2 separate regions of the Mus musculus genome follow, and region 1 is linked to region 2. The links are chromatin loops, found by intact Hi-C in ENCODE. Cell type or tissue: heart. All regions are shown on one strand. Links, peaks and the distances in the headings refer to the core of each region. The heading gives the core; the rest is flanking DNA.

Region 1 (8,000 bases), core at 1-8,000, 630 kb before region 2:
TATATTTATATAATTATATTAAATAAAATCTACTTGTACTAAAAATCCACAATAATGTTCAAAGATGTCACATATAAACTATAGTATTTATAGCCACACGTTCCCTTTGTTTTAGGCATTACAAACAAATAATAATTTTTAAATGATATAATTCAGTGAAACATATCTGAAATATGGTCCCTTATAATAACGAACATACTTGGCATCAAATAAAGAAATAGTGGAATCCCAGACGGAAGCCAAGTTGGTAAGTATTTCCTTACCAGAATTGAACATTTCACCAAGTTAATGTTAAGCATGCTAAAGTTAGAACCATTTTTCCCCTTTAGAAGTAAGGTTTCAGACTCGAGGATAGACAAATATTGCAACCAAAATGTTCATAGCACCATAAGACAAAGTGTCCTAGAAAACAATAAAAACTACAAACCTGAAAACAGCATTCTATACTGAACAAATGTATACAAATTAAAGACAGAATCTATGGCCATCAATTACTATCAGCTGCATAAGAATCATTTGTATTATAATGGATGTTAAATACATACCTTTAGCTTGTGCTCTTTTCTGTTGATGATGACAGCTGTAATCTGCTGGTCCATGAAAATCAGAATAGTACAGAGTAAAGCTGGGATGATGGCAGCTATGATTGTCCACCATGGGTTTGGACCCAAAGGTGTAACAAACCAGCCACGGTCGTCTCTGGTCGGCTGAGAAAAAAATTAACCATAGATATCAGTAGCAAGATTGATGAATACCTAACCAAACTAAGTCATACAGATATAAACATGGAACTCTTAATTATGAAGTGATTGGCTGAGCATTCACTAAGTAATAAACTCGCGGAGCATTCACATAACTAAGGACACCCCTCTGAGTGTCTTATCTTTTAACCCATTTTCTCTTCATAGCATAGTAGGGATGAAATTGAGGCATAGAGTGCCGTAGTAAGTTGTCTAAGGTTCCAGGGTTAATAATTAATTGAGGTCAAATTTTAACTCCAGCAGACTAATTAAAACATCATTCTCAATCAATACCTGTATTTAATAAGTAACACCAATACCTACTATTTACTGTATGCAAATTTGTCTACATTTAAGATTGCACATTGTACACTATGCTAGAAACAAGGCAGAGCTTTCTTTTAGTTTAGTGGATATATAAATAGAAGGTTTTGGTGTAATATAGTAACTTATTTCAGGTGTGTGCACAGGCTACTATATGAAAAATGAAAACCAAAACAAAACAAAACAAAAAACCAGAAACTGAGCCATATCATAAGCTCAGCAAAAGGTTCAAAACAGGGCTGCTGCTGGAAATGAGTCCCAGAGGAATTCATTATGACAGCAAATGATTCTCCGATTAAGTCCCTAGCTCTGTTTGACAGATGAGAAAACAGGCTGAGGCAGTAAATTTGCTGGCATCAAGGGCTGTCCTGCCATCATAATATGGTTGGTATACTTATCCCAAGCCTAGTATCTGTTTTTCAAACCCTATTCACTCTGCAGTTTTCCCTCACAAAAATGCATGTCCCTCAGTTTCAGAATGCTTCCTTGGTTTGTAGGCATGCTGTACTGTTTGCATATCTTTCAACTCTAATGGGTGATAGGAAATGTTTAAGCAGTCTTGAAGTTTCAATTTTATTATTCTTTTTAATACCAGACAACAATTTATTTCTTAATCTATTAATGCATATTGCTCATGTTCTCATAAAAGTTTCTTATACTGGGTCACAGATCATCTATTAGATACAGAGGAATAGAAAAGCAGATAGATGTTACATGCTAGATAAATTCACCTTGAAAACGCTTGGTACTTGTAGTTTTGGTGATGGGATCCCAATGGCATAGTCAATTAAAACCATACACAGAATTGTAAGAAAAACCGCAAAATCACTCACTATGGATCGAACCTAAAAATAATGAAAATATTGTTACTTTGAGGGAGCTATAAATAACTAGAAATATTCAGGAGCAGTCTTGAATATGACCGCTGTGACATAATATCATGATGTTACTCCGTATGCACATTGTAACATAGTATCATTAGCTATGCTATGCTACAGTCTGAATACATCTATGTCTCTCACCCACACTTTTTCAGAATAAAGATTTATTGAACTGAAATAATGGTGGTCATTTTCTTTTTCATATTCATTTAAAGTATCTATTATAAACCCAAGTATGTGAAAATTTGGAACACAGAATAAAGTTGTCTGGCCTGCATCAGGTGAATTTTAGGTCTCTTGAATACACATTATATTTTAACATTATGAATCCAAAGGACCACTAAATGGCATTACCTGCTTTTATTAAAGAAGCGTGTTTTAATTACTTAAGGTATGACAATTACTAATATACACAATGATGTAGGCAAATTTAAAAATTTCTTTGATATAAAATGAACTTTATATAAGCCATTTTTCAAACCATTTCTCATTGTAGAAAGCCATTGTGCAGTGGTGCACAGTTCATGGTGCACATGTGCAAGTCAGAGAAAAACCTCCTGAGATGCTGGCCCCATTTCTCACTGGCCTGGAACCTCATCCAATAGCTCAGGCAAAGGCACACGAAGGATTCACCTCTTTCCCCCTGCAATCTCACTGTGATCTCTGGGACCACAGGTGTGCACCAATACACCCAGCTCTCCGGCACCCCCACCCCCACCCCCAGCCCTTTACCATAGGTTCTTGGACCCTGGGTTTAGGTTCTTATGTTTACAGAGCAAGCACTTCACAGACTACGCCATCTCCCAAGCTCTCCAAGGACATTTTTGAGTAGTTACTCTTAAAAACTATCAGTAACATTTGCTTTCTATTAGTATGCTGTTGCAACCCATGAACAAAGTCGTTAGATTCTGACATAGAGAATGGTTCAGCTGAAAGGTGGAGGAGATAAGCCTGTTAACTTTCGTGAAGAAGATAGTGACCGAAAAAGCAGCAGTCTCTGGAAGGAACTCTTCTTGTTTACCAAAGTGGAATTTTTTTGAGATATTTACCTCAGTCTGAAAAACATTTGTTTCCTCTGTGTGTGTGTCTGAGTGTGTGTGTGTCTGAGTGTGTGTGTGTGTGTGTCTGTGTCTGTGTGTGTGTGTGTGTGTGTTTGTTAAATCTCATCCTGGACCTTTTCATGGTGGACTCAGACCTCACAGATTTTTATGTTGTAGTGTTAAATATTGAACTCAGTTGATTCCCTGTTTCCTTTCTCAAATATACAGATACAAGCATGGTGGCTTAGGGTAAAGGACTGATGCATTTAAAAAAAGAAAAGAAAATTGTGTCCTAGTGCACAGTGCCAGGCTTCTCCATGTAGAGACTGTAACACTGGTTCCTGTCAGGCTGGCATAGGCCCCACTGCTCCCTGGGAAAGAAAGTGACAATCACTAATATGGCCTATGCTTTGACTTTCCAAATCTGTACATGGGAAGGGAAGTGTTGACCTTTCAGTTTGAAGGAAAGCAGAAGAGCTTGTGCCACCTCTGGTAGCTATGTCACAAAGGGCTTCTTCCCAGCCCTGTTCTAGGACCTAAATCTAGCTTGCCAGTTCTCTCAGAACCTTTCTACCAGTTCATGTCATTCCATCAGTAACTCTCCCCTAACCTTGAGCATGTAGAATATTTAGTTTATATTTGGATCAGAAATATTTAAACCCAAGTACCTTGGTTGGGAAATAGCGGCTGGTCTTGAACTGCTTCAGGGTGGCTGACATGGTAACTGTGGAGAAGAACAGGATCACCGACCAGAAGAGAACATCTGGCACGTAGGGGTGGCCATGGCCACAGGCTCGCCCGACATACTCCCCGTGCAGTGATCTGCACTCCTGAGAGGAAGGGAAACACAACTGGTAAAGAACACTTAGTGCATTTCTTTCAGAAAACTAACACCCTATCAAACGCAGCTGAGACACCTAGACTGCTCACCCATGGCTCCCACAGAGAACTTAAGAGGTATGACACTTGATTTCAAGTTCTACTTGGATAGGGTTTAAATCTGACATCGATTAAGTTCAAGATAACAGATATATTTTAAATGTGATAAGTTTGATAATGTAGTTTGTACTAACATCAGAAATATAATAAAGCATTTAAATATGTCATTTTAGTTTTTTTCACACCAACACCATAGACAGATATTTTCATTTATATTTGATACCAGAGAAAGCTGAGACATGGAGAAACTAAGCAATGTTTTTTCAGCCTCACTAATGCTATGTGGTAGAGCTGGGTACATGCACCGCTCTTGTGGTAGGCATTATAGACTAGTGCAGAACAGTAATTATTTTTAAAAACTAGTTCAACAATACTAAGAAGGCTATGAAAGATAACAAAAATGATGATATATATTTAAAGAAATGGAAATTTGAATCGTATACGGTAATTGTTGAATTCAAATAAGAAATGATAAAGAAATTCCTACATGAACAAGGAGAGGGTCATGCTTGCTCTGCTTTCCCACGGAATTTCTTCTGCTTTTATGTTTGTTTGTTATGTTTTGTTTTTTAAGGGGAAAAAAAGGTTAAAAAAAAAAAAGAAAAGAAAAAGAAAAAGAAAAAAATTAATTACTGTCTTAGCCATTAGGTGGCAGCAAAGTCAAAAAGAACTTCAAGGGGGAAAAACAGCATTTTATGTAAGCATTAAATATTTTGAAAGGAAAAAATATTTCTAAGTCATCTTGGAAAACGTTCATATTCTAAAAATTATATTACTGTATTCAAAACAAATAGAAAATATCAGCTTAAAGAAGCCAGGAAAATTTTTATTCATCTAGGTATTGTGACCCTGAACAAGACTTGCTTTGTGGAATAGTCAAAGAAAATTTAGAGATATGCTGTTTTCACTGAACCAAACTTCAAGCGCCTGAGTTCACTCTAGAATAAAACAAACTCCTCCGAAATATTTAAAATAAATAAGTGGCCACATTGTCATCCGGAAGCAAGCAACAACCAACTTCTTCTTGACATAGGTACTGAGTCTAAAGGTTCTTGAAAAATCAGAATAACTTAGAGCCATGTAACAGACACCACACTGTCTTTATTATTAGCTAAATTTCAATTATTCATGTTAAGATGATTCAGAGAACAGAAACTAAGCTACTGAAGAACTGCATAATAATAATAATAATGATAATAATAATAATAATAAACCTCTTAGCCTTATTTATAGCTTTAATTTTCCTTCTTAAACTTAATAAATAAATTTTGAAAAAAAATCTTTGACATTTCCAGTCTCTTTTTGTGTGCATTTAGAAATGCTTGGAACAATTGCTAAGCAGTGTTACGTGCACCAGGATGTCTAAGCAGAGGAAGTGGGAGTCCCACACAGCACATAGTGATTTGTGAGCACCTGCAGTCTTTTGTGCATGTCTGAAAGGCTTCTATGAATTCTTTGGATGTAGGTGGGTCAGATGCTCTACTCCTAAGAAGCCAGATGCAAGAAAAGATTATTCAACTGCCTATCTATAACCGCCAATGCCAAGGCTAGCTATCTCAACTCAAAGCAAACTGTAAAGTATTATTATTTCTTGTTTTTCAAGGAAACAAGGGTGGGGCTCTGATTCTAAAAAGTAAATTCTGTAGGTAAAAAGTAACTACAGAATTCAACATTTATTTTCAGCTTTATACTATCTACATGTCCAACATATACCCCCCCCCCCCCACACACACACAGAGTGAGAGGGGTTTGGGATAGAAACAGAGTCAGAGATAGAGTCAAAGAAATGAAGAGACAGAGAGACAGGGGAAAAAGGAGTCCTTTGGACGTGCAAACAAACTTCAAAGCCTTTCTTTCATTTTAGTCTATCATGGTTTACAATATAGTAAGTACTCAAAAGATACTTGCTGACAGATTCTAATTACTCTTCCAACACATTCTATTTCAACAATTCTATAAATTGGTAAAAATTAAAATAGAAATTATTAGTATATTTTGAAGATATGAATGTGAAATTATTAATGTCTTTTCAAATGTATATATATATATATATATATATGTATAGAAAGAGACTAAAAAGCATTGAAACAAATTTCAAGCAATTGATAATTACTTTCCCTTCTTTTTTAGTTTTTAAAGATTTTTGAAATTACAATGTAATTAAAATATAATTACAATATAATAACAATAATTATAATACCATTACATTTCCCCTCTCCCCTCCTTCCTCCAAACATTTCCATATATCCCTCCTTGCTTTGAGATGTTCCTGATGTACTTGTGTAAGTGCACAGAGACAGAAGTCTAAGTCTATTAGCTTGCCATAAAGTTGAATTAAACAGTAAACGTGAGGTGAACGTAGTTCAACATAATCATTTGGTGTTTACCAAACATTTAGCCCTTTGATTTTGATTCTCTGCCTTACTGAGTTATCAAGGTATAAGTTAGTAATTATAAGATATATTATGATGAAATAAAATAATATCTGCTATTAACTGATGAAAATGATATGACATTTCTTATGTAACATTAATTCATAGTAGAGAACTTTAAAAATTAAAATAAGGCATAAAGTGTTAAATTTGTTTTGCATCTAAAATATTTTTATAACCCTCTAATTGTACAAAAACTTCTATTTTCAAAGGGTGGGTGGGTAGAGAGGTGGGAGGCTCTGTATGAAGAGGGGAAAGGGAGACACTGTTAGATATATTGACTAAAAATTCTTAAGCAAAAAATTGAAATAACTCACTTGTGGCTAACATCATCAATTGGATTGGCTAATGTATAGAATAAATTTTACTATTTTGCATTAAATGATTTAGAGAAAAACAACACATGACTTAATTTGGTTGAATAATTCAGACTGGATTATTTTGAATTTGTGATCAAGAGAAAATAGAAATACGTGACCCAAAATGAAGCTTTGTAGATAAAGCACACCACTCACTGCCTACACACCTACCATGACCTCACTATGACTCCACCATGATTTCACCATGACCCCACCACAACCCCAGATCTAATTTCTCACTAAATTTGCATTGTCCTTTCTTGTTCACACCATCACTTCCTTTACTGATTAATTTAAATGGTTTTCTGGAAACAAGAACCCTGGTTGCATTACTTTTCTAGGGAAATATAGGTTGAAAAGAATAAATGTTGACCACAACAGCAGACAAGAGTAAGTGGAGGTTTATTCTAAAGAAACGCAAGGGGCTCTGCTGTTTTCAAGATGCCTAGATGTAAAAAGCAAAATTTGTAACCTACAAATTTTAACATTAATGTGTTCTCTCTCTCTCTCTCTCTCTCTCTCTCTCTCTCTCTCTCTCTCTCTCTCTCTCTCTCTCATACACAGAGAGACAGAGAGACAGAGAGCAGGAGAAAATAAAGATCATAAAATATAGGTCAAGATTAAAGAGAGACAGAGAGCAGGAGAAAACAAAGATCATAAAATATAGGTCAAGATTAAATTGTAAACCAAGAATAAGTAAATTGATTTTTAATTCTGAAAGAACATATACAACAGAATATACCTCAGTAAGGGGAAAGAACCAAAATCAAAGGGTCAAATGTTTGATAAACACCAAATGATTATGTTGAACAATGTTCACTCAAATGTTTGCTATTTAATTCAACTTTATGGCAAGCTGGTATACTTAGATTTCTGACTCTGTAAGCATACATGAGTATAGTCAAAAATATCTCCAAGTCAACTATTCTAAAGAATACTTGGACATAGCTTAAACTATTTAATATATGCATGTAATATGACTAATAGAAAAGAGGCCATGAATTTTAAGAGTGCAAGGAGGGATATATGGGAACGCTTGCAGGAAAGAAAGGGGAGGGAGAAATGTAATTATATTATAATCCCAATATATAAAGGTAGAAGGTCATATCCTTCTCAAATAATATATTTAAAGGCTTATGAGATTTTATAGCAAAATATTTCTATGTTCCATTAACTGTATCACTTACTAAAATAGTATGTGATTAATCAAATGAAGTAGAATTTGTTTGTGCTGATGGCTATAAAGAAATTTGAGAACATACAGGTAGGTAGGGTGGTAAAGGTT
Region 2 (10,209 bases), core at 1,087-9,086:
GAAAAATAGATCTGGTTTTCCTTTTTTAGTCGCTAGCTTTATTAGATTTCTCACTCTCGCAGATTATCCGAAGACTACCCATTGATTGATCGCCCGTAGAGCTGCACTTGGTGTAAAGAAAAAACTCACAGCTTTATTGGCTCCCAGGAGACAAAACAAACAGAACAAGATATTCATATTAATGCAAACAATGCAACAAATGAGGGGAAGAATCGCCCCGCAGAAGCCTGGCAGCGGCGGGGCTGCGAGGGTGCGGGCACCTCGGCTCCTGCCCAGGTCCTAGGCCTCGGAGCTTCACCCAGCGAAGGTCAGCAGGCCTAGAGGTGGCCCCTGGCTCAGGCCTCGGGAAGGACTACTAGGCCCTGAACCCTGCAGTGCTTAACTGGATGGGACTCTAAGCCTTCTTCTTGGCTTCCTGCTTTTGTTCTTCTAGGGCCCAGTTTCTCAGCCTCAGCTTTGCTTTGCATCTGGGTCAGAAGTGAGTCCAGATGGCTCAGGTGTCCCTCCCGACCACCCGAGGCAGCAGAACACAAAAGACAAGGTAGCTGCTAAGAGCTCTGAGAGGAAGTAGGAGACGCCCTTCTCTAAGCTCCCACTCTCGTGGAGGCTACAGGAACTCTTGTGGGATCAACACAGAGCTTTGTTTAATCAAAAGCAAGAGCAGTCCTGTGGACAGATCTGAGAGGTCTGGGCTGTCTGGTGAACTGGGGGTGAACCCTAAAAAACAGGCTCCCCGGCTATTTCCCCAGACCCTTAGGGAAGGCTCTTTCAAGACCTGGTTGAATGTCTTTATAGTCCATGTTATGAAAAAAAAATCAAAATGTATTGAGCATCCTGTATTTTTATTGTAGTAACCAACTCTACACAACTCCTGCATGGAAGAAACCATACTAGTAGGTAGGAAGGCATATTCTCTGATGTAAGCCTGACATTGTGTATACTTTTATGAACTCTTTTTTTTTTTTTTTAAATTGGTTGTCTTTATAACATAGTTTTTTCCAAGTACGGTGTGTGGCAGGGAAGACAACAGACAGCTTTGATGGGCAGTTTGGGGTAAGCAGATTCATTTCTATATAAAGAAACAGACTAGGGTTCCTTCTCTGGGGTTATTGGTTTATCGGGTCTTACCACATCTGTGGCCATCTCAGAGAAAACCCTTGTCAGAATTGTTTGTAATATTATAGAGCAGTATTACCTCTTAGTGTTTATTGGGAAAGAAAACAAAATTGGGGCTTGGAAACTTTAAAGATGAAGGGTAGAAGCAAAACCTGCTTTGAAAGTTATCAAAGATTTTAATCTAGAAATCAACCTCATTTAATGTCTTGTAGGTGCCTAAGAAAAAGCATTCAAAATGCTCATAGTAAATCTTCATGGAAAAGGATACCAAAACAGCAGTGGGGTTTTGTGAGTGTGTGTATGTGTGTGTGTGTGTATGTGTGTGTGTGTGTATGTGTGTATATATGTGTACATGTTGTGTGCATGTGTGTGTATATGTGTGTGTATGTGTATATATGTGTATGTGTGTGTATGTGTGTGTATTTGTGCATGTGTGTACGTGTATATGTGTACATATATGTGTGTTTGTGTGTATATGTGTGTGTGTATGCGTGTCTGTGTATGTATGTGTGTATGTGAGTGTATATATGTATGTGTGTATATGTGTGTGTATGTGTGTATGTGTTTATATGTGTGAGTATATGTGTGTATGTGTGTGTGTATGTTTCAAAGCTGCTTTAAGGGGGAAGGGAGGACGCCCAGGGCTGCTTGCATTTCTCTTCCAGCCCCAGGCAGGGAGAGCTTTTACGAGCAAGCTTTGCCACTCTCTGGATTCCTTGGATTCCCAGTGAGCTAGCCTGCCTTTTAAGCCAATTGCTTGAAGTGGTATGAATACACCCACACAGGATGCCCCTTTCTCACTGACACTTAGTGCTATTTAACAACTGCAAATGGAGAAACTATTTGTCTAATGAGAGCTGTTTTCAGACTTGATTCCCCAACACCGAGGGAAGAGAATGCAAGGCTGAGACCTCCTCCTGAGCTGCAGGGCATCACAGACAAGGAAGGCCAACTGGAGCCAAGTGGAGCCTTCAGCTGGAGAGCAGCACACTTGCTTTCAGAATGTGCTCAGGCTTACTTGAGCTCATGCTGCCTTTTTTTTTTTTTTTTTTTTTTCTTCCTATTCTTCCTTTAGGGGACTCTAGCCTCTGGTTCAGAATTCAGATAATCAGAAGTAAGCATTGTAGTTTGGGAGTTATGGTATGGGTTAGCTGAGCATTTTAAAGAAATGATTGCTGTCCTACCTGAAGCATTTTAAATGACAAAAAAATCATTCCAATACATTTTCTATCCTCATCTGAGCCAGCCTGAGAAATTCTCAGCATTCAGCAATGAGGGCACTTCTTCTTCCAACAGAGATGCACTGAGGTCCTTGCTATGGTGGTGGAGAACTTACGATACCTGGACAGCGGGCCACACTCTGTAGCCAGGCTCACTACCCTGCTCATTTCACTTGGCTTAATTGTTGGTGTCTTTGACTCAAAAGACTTTCAAATGGATTTAGCTTTCCTATTAAGCCTAGTATAAAGTCAGAGGAATATTATACTTTGTGTGTGTGCAAGTGAGAGGAATTTTATGGAAGAAAGAAATAGCTTAATGGTCTAGAGAGTGTTACCTGACTTCTAGCTAACTTAAGTGCTTTTAAGATTTATTTATTCTCTTTGGGTATAGTGCCTCCCTGCCCTCCCCCCAAACCCAAGACAATCGAGTAGAGCCATCTTTCAGGCATTGTTACTTTGAAAACAGCTATTCTTTGAATTAGTAAGTGATAACATATTTTATATACTCTTTCCAAACAAATACTATCAGTAAATCAGTTTTTCAGTGTATTTGTTGTAGATCCCTCAATAAGAAAGGACACATACTTCAGATTATCTAAGCTTTTTAGATGGCAAGGGATCATATTCAAATGGTGGTGGTGGTGTGTGTGTTTGTGTGTGTGTGCGTGTGGCACTGGTTATCTATGAAAGGATTCCATAGTGAAATGCCTATTCTATGGAGAGGTGTGACTTAGAGACACCCTCCTTTCACAGATGGACACACCCCAGATCTTAACTTTTGTTCTAGGTTTGGACTGTGGCCAATGGAAGAAGACTGTACTGATACAAGAGCTAAAGCAAGGTAGCCAACAGACACAGCACCACCAATCCAAACATTTTGGGCACTTGGTGTCCTTCTAAGTGTATCAATTCATCTAAGAGGCATTCTGACAATAGGGGAAGTTGGCAGAAGAAGTTCCTTGCAAGTGGTCACAGATATGAGCTGGAAAACTCGCCCTTGCATGGTGTCAGTGGTGCGGGTGATAACTCTTTTGATGTGAGGCCTTTCTTGAGCCATAATCCCCAACAATCTTTTGCTAAACAGACTTCATTCACATTCTGAATCTGGTTTTTGTCTCACACATACTAAATTTTACAAAACAGAAAGAAACAATAGAGCTTATTAGTAAAAACTTGTCTTGAATAGTAAATTAAGCATCATGGAAATAGGCACATGTTTTAGCACGGTTTCCCCCCTTTCTTACCAATCGAACATTTACATCTTTTTCAGTGCTGTGATTTTCCCCTTAAGTCTTAAGCTGGCACCAAGCACTTGCATCAAATGAGACTTACATCATTTGTATCTACAGGGAGAGAGAGGTCTTTGTAAGATTATATCCTAAGTGCAGGGCCTTAGCAAAAAGAGCCTTTTGCACTCACCCCTAACCTGTGTTAATCACCCTGGTCCGGGTGTTCTAAGAACCTACAGAACTAACTCATTTTGAAGACTGTAAATCAGTTGTCAGTGATAACTGGTATCAAAGTATGCCTTGCTCGCCAAGACCTGTAAATTCAGAGGTACACCTGACTACATCGTTTGTTATTAAGAGGTGGAGGTTTGTTATTAAGAGTCCCAGGTGGAGGCATCTTCGAAACCAATATATTTTCTTTATAACTGGTGTCAAATTGATGTATATATTAAAAAAAAAAACTTGGAAACTGATCTCAAAGAGGAAGTAACAGCCCAAGGAGCCATATGTTCAGGGAAGCTATCAGGTTTCCATTGGGACCAAATTTCACTTCACCTTTTTGTCCTTATGTGCAAATAAAAACTTATCTGTAAATATGCCATTCAAACAGCCATGCAAATTTGTGAGGTCTAAGGGCTGAGAAGAAACTACCCTAGGTCCGTAAAAAGCCAGCCGATAGAAGGTAAATAATTTTGTTAGCTATTGGCTATGCATAAGGCAACACGGGGATTGAAATCCATAAATTCACACCTTCAAATGAAATGCCTCCATAGAATTAGCTAACGAAGAAAAGGCTGATAAATAGTTAATAAATAAATTTCAATGTCGATGGAATTGCTGGACCCAGGTTTACATTAATGGATGTACCCTCCACCCTTGCTGTTAGATGGATTCCTAGTCTAACAGATTTGGGGATTTTTCCAAATGCAGGCTAACAGTATAGCAATGGAAAGTCTGTGATGGGCTAAGGGCTAAGGGCAGAGGGCTGCTCAGTGGGTTTCCAGAGAAACCAAAAGTACTTCTGCTTCCCAGTACAAAACACTTTATATAACTCTTTTTAGGAATTTTCAATTTTAAATCTTTATAGCATTTCAGTAGGTCATTACTTTACTGGTATGCCTGGGCATATTCTAGCGGGAAAATTACTTACATTGAGCACTGTGTAGCTTCCACTATGACTAGAATCAAAATCTAAAACCACCAAGATTCACTCAAGTCACTTGATTTTATATTTATATACTTTAATTAATAGACATTCTAACTTTAGGGGAAAGGCAATAATAGAAATGAAACCCTTGTGTCCTCAATAAGTCTTCACACAATTGTTTGTGTTGTTATACCAAGATTAAAGTCCGTAGAAAAAAATTATACTTCGTAGGTTATCCTGCAATTACTTCTTTTACCATCTATGGTTAGAGGAAAGTTTTATCACGTTAATTTAGGCACCTGATTAGCTAATAGCTAAGTGCCTTAGGAAAAACTGCAGCCAGCTCTTTGTTTCTGGGTTCTGGCTAAGACACTTTTGTCACAGGGAGGAACATCAAAGTCTTTAATCCTAAGAATGGCTGATGAAATGGTAGTTTAAATGTTTTTCTGCTCAACCATCAACTCTGCGGGTCAAAAAGGGAACCGCTGTGAAATCTCCCCTGGCTCCCCAGCGAGCCTCAACAGGTATGGAAGACTTTTTTTTTTTTTTTTTTTTTTTTTTTTTTTTTTTTTGACGAGACTTCGTTTATGATGCATTCTTTGGTGTTGCTGTTCATGTCCATCTTATCACGGAGCCAATTGATCGAGGAGGCACGCAGTGCACCAGCCATGCCCAGTCCCCATCTTCGGGTGCCCCGGGTCGTGGGAGGGTTACCTGCTTTGAAAAGACGTTCGTCTCACCAGCTACTGTCTTAGGTGGTATTCCCCAGGGTATGTGACACAGAAGCCCAGTTAGCCTAGTCTTGGGGTCAGGAGGTCAGGGGTTGGGAGTACAACTAATTGTAAGGCCCTCTCTGGCTTATTAAAGCACTCGCTCGCACTTGTGCTCAGGGCCAGGACGCTTGTGTGCGAGGGTCACAGCCCGAAGCCTTTGGGGGACGCGTTGGCGGGGGGTGCGGGGGGGGGGTAGGGCTTGACCATGCCGACAGCTCAGGCGAGCGGGGTCTCGGCAGCTCGCACCAAGGTTGGAAGCCTATGCGGTAAAGACCCAGCTCGGCCCGGATCTGGCTTTGTTTTTTCTGGCTCTCTTTGGTTTGTCCCCGGGCCTCTGGCGTGACTCGGGTCCCCTCACAGACCAGTGCGTCCGCTCCCCCGCAGGCAGGCAGGCAGGCAGGCCGGGCGGGCGTGCGCATTAAACGTGGGTCCCGGGCGCCCCATGCGGGCTGCGCTCGCTCGCTCGCTTCTCTCGCCCGGCCGGCCAACCCGGGTGCGGCTCGCCAGCGGCGGGGAGGACGCGCGGGAAAGCCAGGGAGCGGGAAGCGGGCGACGGCGGGCCCGCTGGAAAGGAGGGAGCGCCGCAGGCGGGAGGACGACGCGCGGAGGAGGGAGCGGGAGGAAGGAGGGAGCGCGGCAGGCAGGCGGAGGGAGGGCTGATTAGCATGCAGCAGCGCTCGCGCGCCCGGCTCCATTGTTTTAACACCTCCCCTCTCCTCCGCGCCAATCTGTCACCGTTCAGCAGGCGAACGCTGCTGCCTCAAATGCTGCTCTTCTCAAATGAGACGGATAATTAGTTGCCCCGCACGAATGCCGCACTCTTCTCACCCCTGATTGCTATCACCTTCTTGCTCCTGGCAGTTTTGACACCTCGTAATCAGCCTGCTGCTTTTCTCTTTTCTTCCCGACTTCTGCTTCCCTCCCCCCTTCCTTCCTAGTTGATTTATTTATTTATTATTATCATTTTAAATGCAATCTCGGTCCCTATTTGGACGAGTGCTCCTCGGAGTTAACCTTGCATATACGTGTGTGCCTATATATGCATATGTAAACTAGGGTGTGTGTGTGTGTGTGTGTGTGTGTGTGTGTGCGCGCGCGCGCGTGAGCAAGGGGCGGGCTGGCAATTTTGCGGGAAACACTGCTTCCACGCGGAGAGAATTTTCTCCTAAAGATATTTTGGGGTGGGAGAAGTTGGGGAGAGGGATGGGAGGGAAGAGTTAGGGAGACCTCAATTAATGCTTTAAAGATCTCTTAGAAATTAACAAACTGGGGAGTCTCGGAATCTGCTGTCAGAAGCGTGTTTTCCCCTCTCTCCTCTAACAAGCACTGACAGTCTAATTACTGTAGCTACAAGCAGCTGTCGAGGCAGCAGCCCGGGAGCGAAGGCGCCACGGGATGAGCGCTCACCGCCGGCCCCTGTGCCCAGCCTAACCCGCCGAACCACGGCCAGACTTGTGAGGATGGAGAGAAGAGCGAGGCCCGGCACCCGGCAGCCTCGCCAGCCCACGGCCGGCCTGCGAGCCAGCAGACTCCCTTATTGTTTCATATTTATAAAGTCTTTACCTTGAAGGTTAAAAGACGTGAAGAAGAAAGGAGGGGACTGGGGGGGGGGTGCGAAGAAAATCTTTTAAGCTTCCATCCATTCCTTTTCTACCTCCTCAAGTCTTCCCTCCCCCGGTGTTGGTAAAATAACCACGCAACCCGGGGCTGAGGGGGCGGGGTGAGCCAGGCTGGAGTGTAAGAAAGCAGATGTCCCCGCTGGCAGCAGCCTCAGCCTCCGGGGAAAGCTGCACCCGGGGGGGGGGGGCATCCCGAGGACATTCACCTCCCACTTCTCAGGCATCCCGCTCACAACTGCCTCGCCCACGGGTGGTTCCCCCCACCCCCCATCCCAAAATCAGCGTTTTGCGCACGTAGCTTTCTTACCTGGGAGCTGTTCTTACCCGGGCTACGCCTAGCAGAAGCCCAGAGACAGCCCTGTCGTCACCCCGCACTGCAATAGGATAGAGGGATAGACTTGGCCGGTGTGGTGTCCACTCTACCTTTCGAGCTGCGGGGTCCTTCCAGAAGGCCCCTCTGGCGGCCCAATAGGGTCTCTGCCCTAAGAAGTTGGAGCTTGGGGTACTGCTAGAATCTTAAATTCCCACCTTACTAAAGTGGTGAGGGCAGGATGTTCCAGAGGAGGGTAGTGGGCCACTCCAAGTCACTTTTTGGGATAGAGTTCTTTTTGGTTGTCAGCAAGCCAGTAAAGATGTCAATTGTGTGAGAGGCGAGGAGAGGAAAAAAAAAATCCCCCCCCTTTTTTTTTGATAGGTGGTGGTGGGTATATTCTTATTAATACATACTGAGAAGTTGTGTGTGCGTGTGTGTGTGTGTGTGTGTGTGTGTGTGTGTGTGTGTGTAGTGGAGGGGAAGCTGGGAAGAAAAGAGTCTTTGGATAATTGTCTAGGCATTTCCATTCAGCCTAGTGGCAAAGATGTACATGCCTCAGAACCCTTCACAGTGCATACCTAATAATCGCTATGTCACCCTGGTGAGGAAGATGTCAATGTGATGTGCTCGTCACCTTGAGAAGTCGAGGTACCATTCTCATTCTTCCACTGGGCACAGAGGCCTGATCAAATTCCCCCATGCTTAACCCTCCAGTATGAGACATTGCTCAAGGACAGTTACATTACTGTTGAAAGCTACAAGTCAATGCTTACTTCATAAAATGGAAGCCGTGTCTCAACCATTTTTAAAAATTGGGGGCGGAGGGGAGTGGGAAGAGAAGCTCAAACAGCAGGAACCATGAAGAATGGAAGGCAAGTCTCATCTTAAACAGTTCTGCCGCCCTGCATACTTGGTACCCTAAGATGTCTCCAGTGGCCATCAATCAGGCTGCTAACAATGAATAGCAAATTTCTCAACAAGAATTTGAACGTTTCTAATCTAAACTAATAAATATGTATTCTCCTTACAGGCTTTTACATTTGTTTCCAATAAAAGAAAAAAAATAGAATGCTCAGTTTGAAAGATCATTTTGAAATTTAAAGTGACCTATTAATGTGTAATAAATCCCATCAGACATGAATTTTATGAACCCTCCCCAAATGCGATTTATTTATTTATCTCAGAAACAAAGAACACTTTTAATAAGCACGACGTAAGTCACTTTTAATATTTAAGTCATTTAATCATGCATCTATACACACAGTAAAAATTAAAACTATGTGTATTATTTAAAAATGATCTATAATGTTTAAATTTCCCTGGGCAACTAATGATTGATTCGACATTTACTTAGATCATATTGTCTGTTATTCTCTGTACGTTATATACGTATTTTAAAGGAATATTACCTGTAGCAAAAATAATTAAAAATTCAAATGAAATTTGAATATCCTATAAACATTTGCTATTACTAAATTTAATAGATCTCACAATAGTCAAACAATAAACTTAGCTATTTGAAACATAAATTATGACTGAATAACTCTGTAAGTCACATGTGTAATTTTGAAATGTAGAAATTATAGGTATAAACATGAATAATATAATGAGTTATAGTTCTATACAAAATGATCTCTTAAAAGATAAAGTAACAACTTTATAATCAATCTTACATTTGGCTCACGAGAAAGCGTTCTCTAGCGTTACAAATCCAAAACCACCACAGAGAACATGATATGTCTGTTTTCAAACGTGATTTAAGTCTCCCCATTAAAGTGTGTATTAAGATGCCGGAGGAAATCCCCTCTGGATGTAATGGATGGTGGGAAAAGCTCTTGACAGAATTCACACACTAGAGGTTTAAGGAGCTCTGAGTCTGAATCACTTGGTACCACTAAGTCAGTGTCTTGGTTAAGAAAAGGCTTCCAAAAGGGCTGCAGGAAACAAACAAAAACATCTTTTGTTATTTGTGTTTAAAATCAACTTGCATCAAATTTCACACCCAAGTATCTGAATAACTTTTATGTGTGCTTATATCTGAAATTCTCTAATTCGAAAGCAGATTTCTTTTCCAGAGTGGGCACAACTTAACCACATCCTCCTGAAGTTTATCTTTACATACTTAAAAATAGTGCAGGTTTAACAGCAGCAGTCATTAGTTATCTTAATGGCAACAGTTTTGAAATAATGGCCAATACTTTAGACTATATTAGGTTCTGTATTTAATAGTCTTTAATAGTACATGTGCAAGCACAGTTTTATTAAAGACAATCCAAGATACAAATAAAGAAATCACATATAATCAACATTTTGATTTCTTCAAAAAGAGAAGTTTTTTTTAAACTACTAAACAAATTCAATTTGTCATCTTTTAAAAATTTCAAGTATTAAATCACTCAATAAAAATCTAAGCTGAGACACATACTTTTGACTTCTTACTTTACTTCTGTTTTATAGTTTGGCATTATTCTTTCTTGTAAATGAATAAAATAAAGCAAAACTTATCAGTAATTGCCCAATTAAAGGAATGTAGGAAATTATAATTTAATAGAACCACCTCCATTGTAATTATTAGGAAGTAAAAACTTGTAAATATCCTTTTAAGAAGTCTAGAATAATATATTAGTTATATATATTATTCATATGTATATGAATTAATGTAATGGTAGATGATTAGTAGAAGATATTGACAAAAATATCTTATTTTCCTGAACTGTGTAAGTCTGATTATTAAAAACAAATTCTTACCTTGGCATAGGTAAATTACCTTGACATAGGTAGAGAGTAACCTC

What was found. Peaks named below come from ENCODE experiments on the same cell type or tissue, not always from the same donor. Only the 100,000 strongest peaks of a DNase experiment are listed, where the experiment ranks them.
Region 1: a loop joins it to region 2, with 4 times the contacts of the local background. A loop is called at or near these places in 17 of 42 quality-filtered maps.

What each region holds. Positions count from the first base shown.
Region 1 is chr2:62,282,617-62,290,616 of GRCm38, reverse strand. Slc4a10 (solute carrier family 4, sodium bicarbonate cotransporter-like, member 10) reads right to left here. Exons shown (of 26, transcript NM_033552.3): 16 at 3,654-3,815; 17 at 1,796-1,909; 18 at 546-707. Among named protein-coding and RNA genes, the nearest start is that of Dpp4, 130 kb to the left of the region's middle. In heart, for the core only: a CTCF peak has its summit at 4,573 (motif pointing right); no DNase peak of the experiment used is centred there.
Region 2 is chr2:61,652,521-61,662,729 of GRCm38, reverse strand. It overlaps Tank (TRAF family member-associated Nf-kappa B activator), which reads right to left. Exons shown (of 8, transcript NM_001164072.1): 8 at 8,559-9,351. The coding sequence ends at 9,175. Among named protein-coding and RNA genes, the nearest start is that of Psmd14, 54 kb to the left of the region's middle. In heart, for the core only: a CTCF peak has its summit at 5,929; DNase peaks (open chromatin) are centred at 6,059 and 7,229; H3K4me3 peaks cover 2,433 bases; H3K27ac peaks cover 1,499 bases.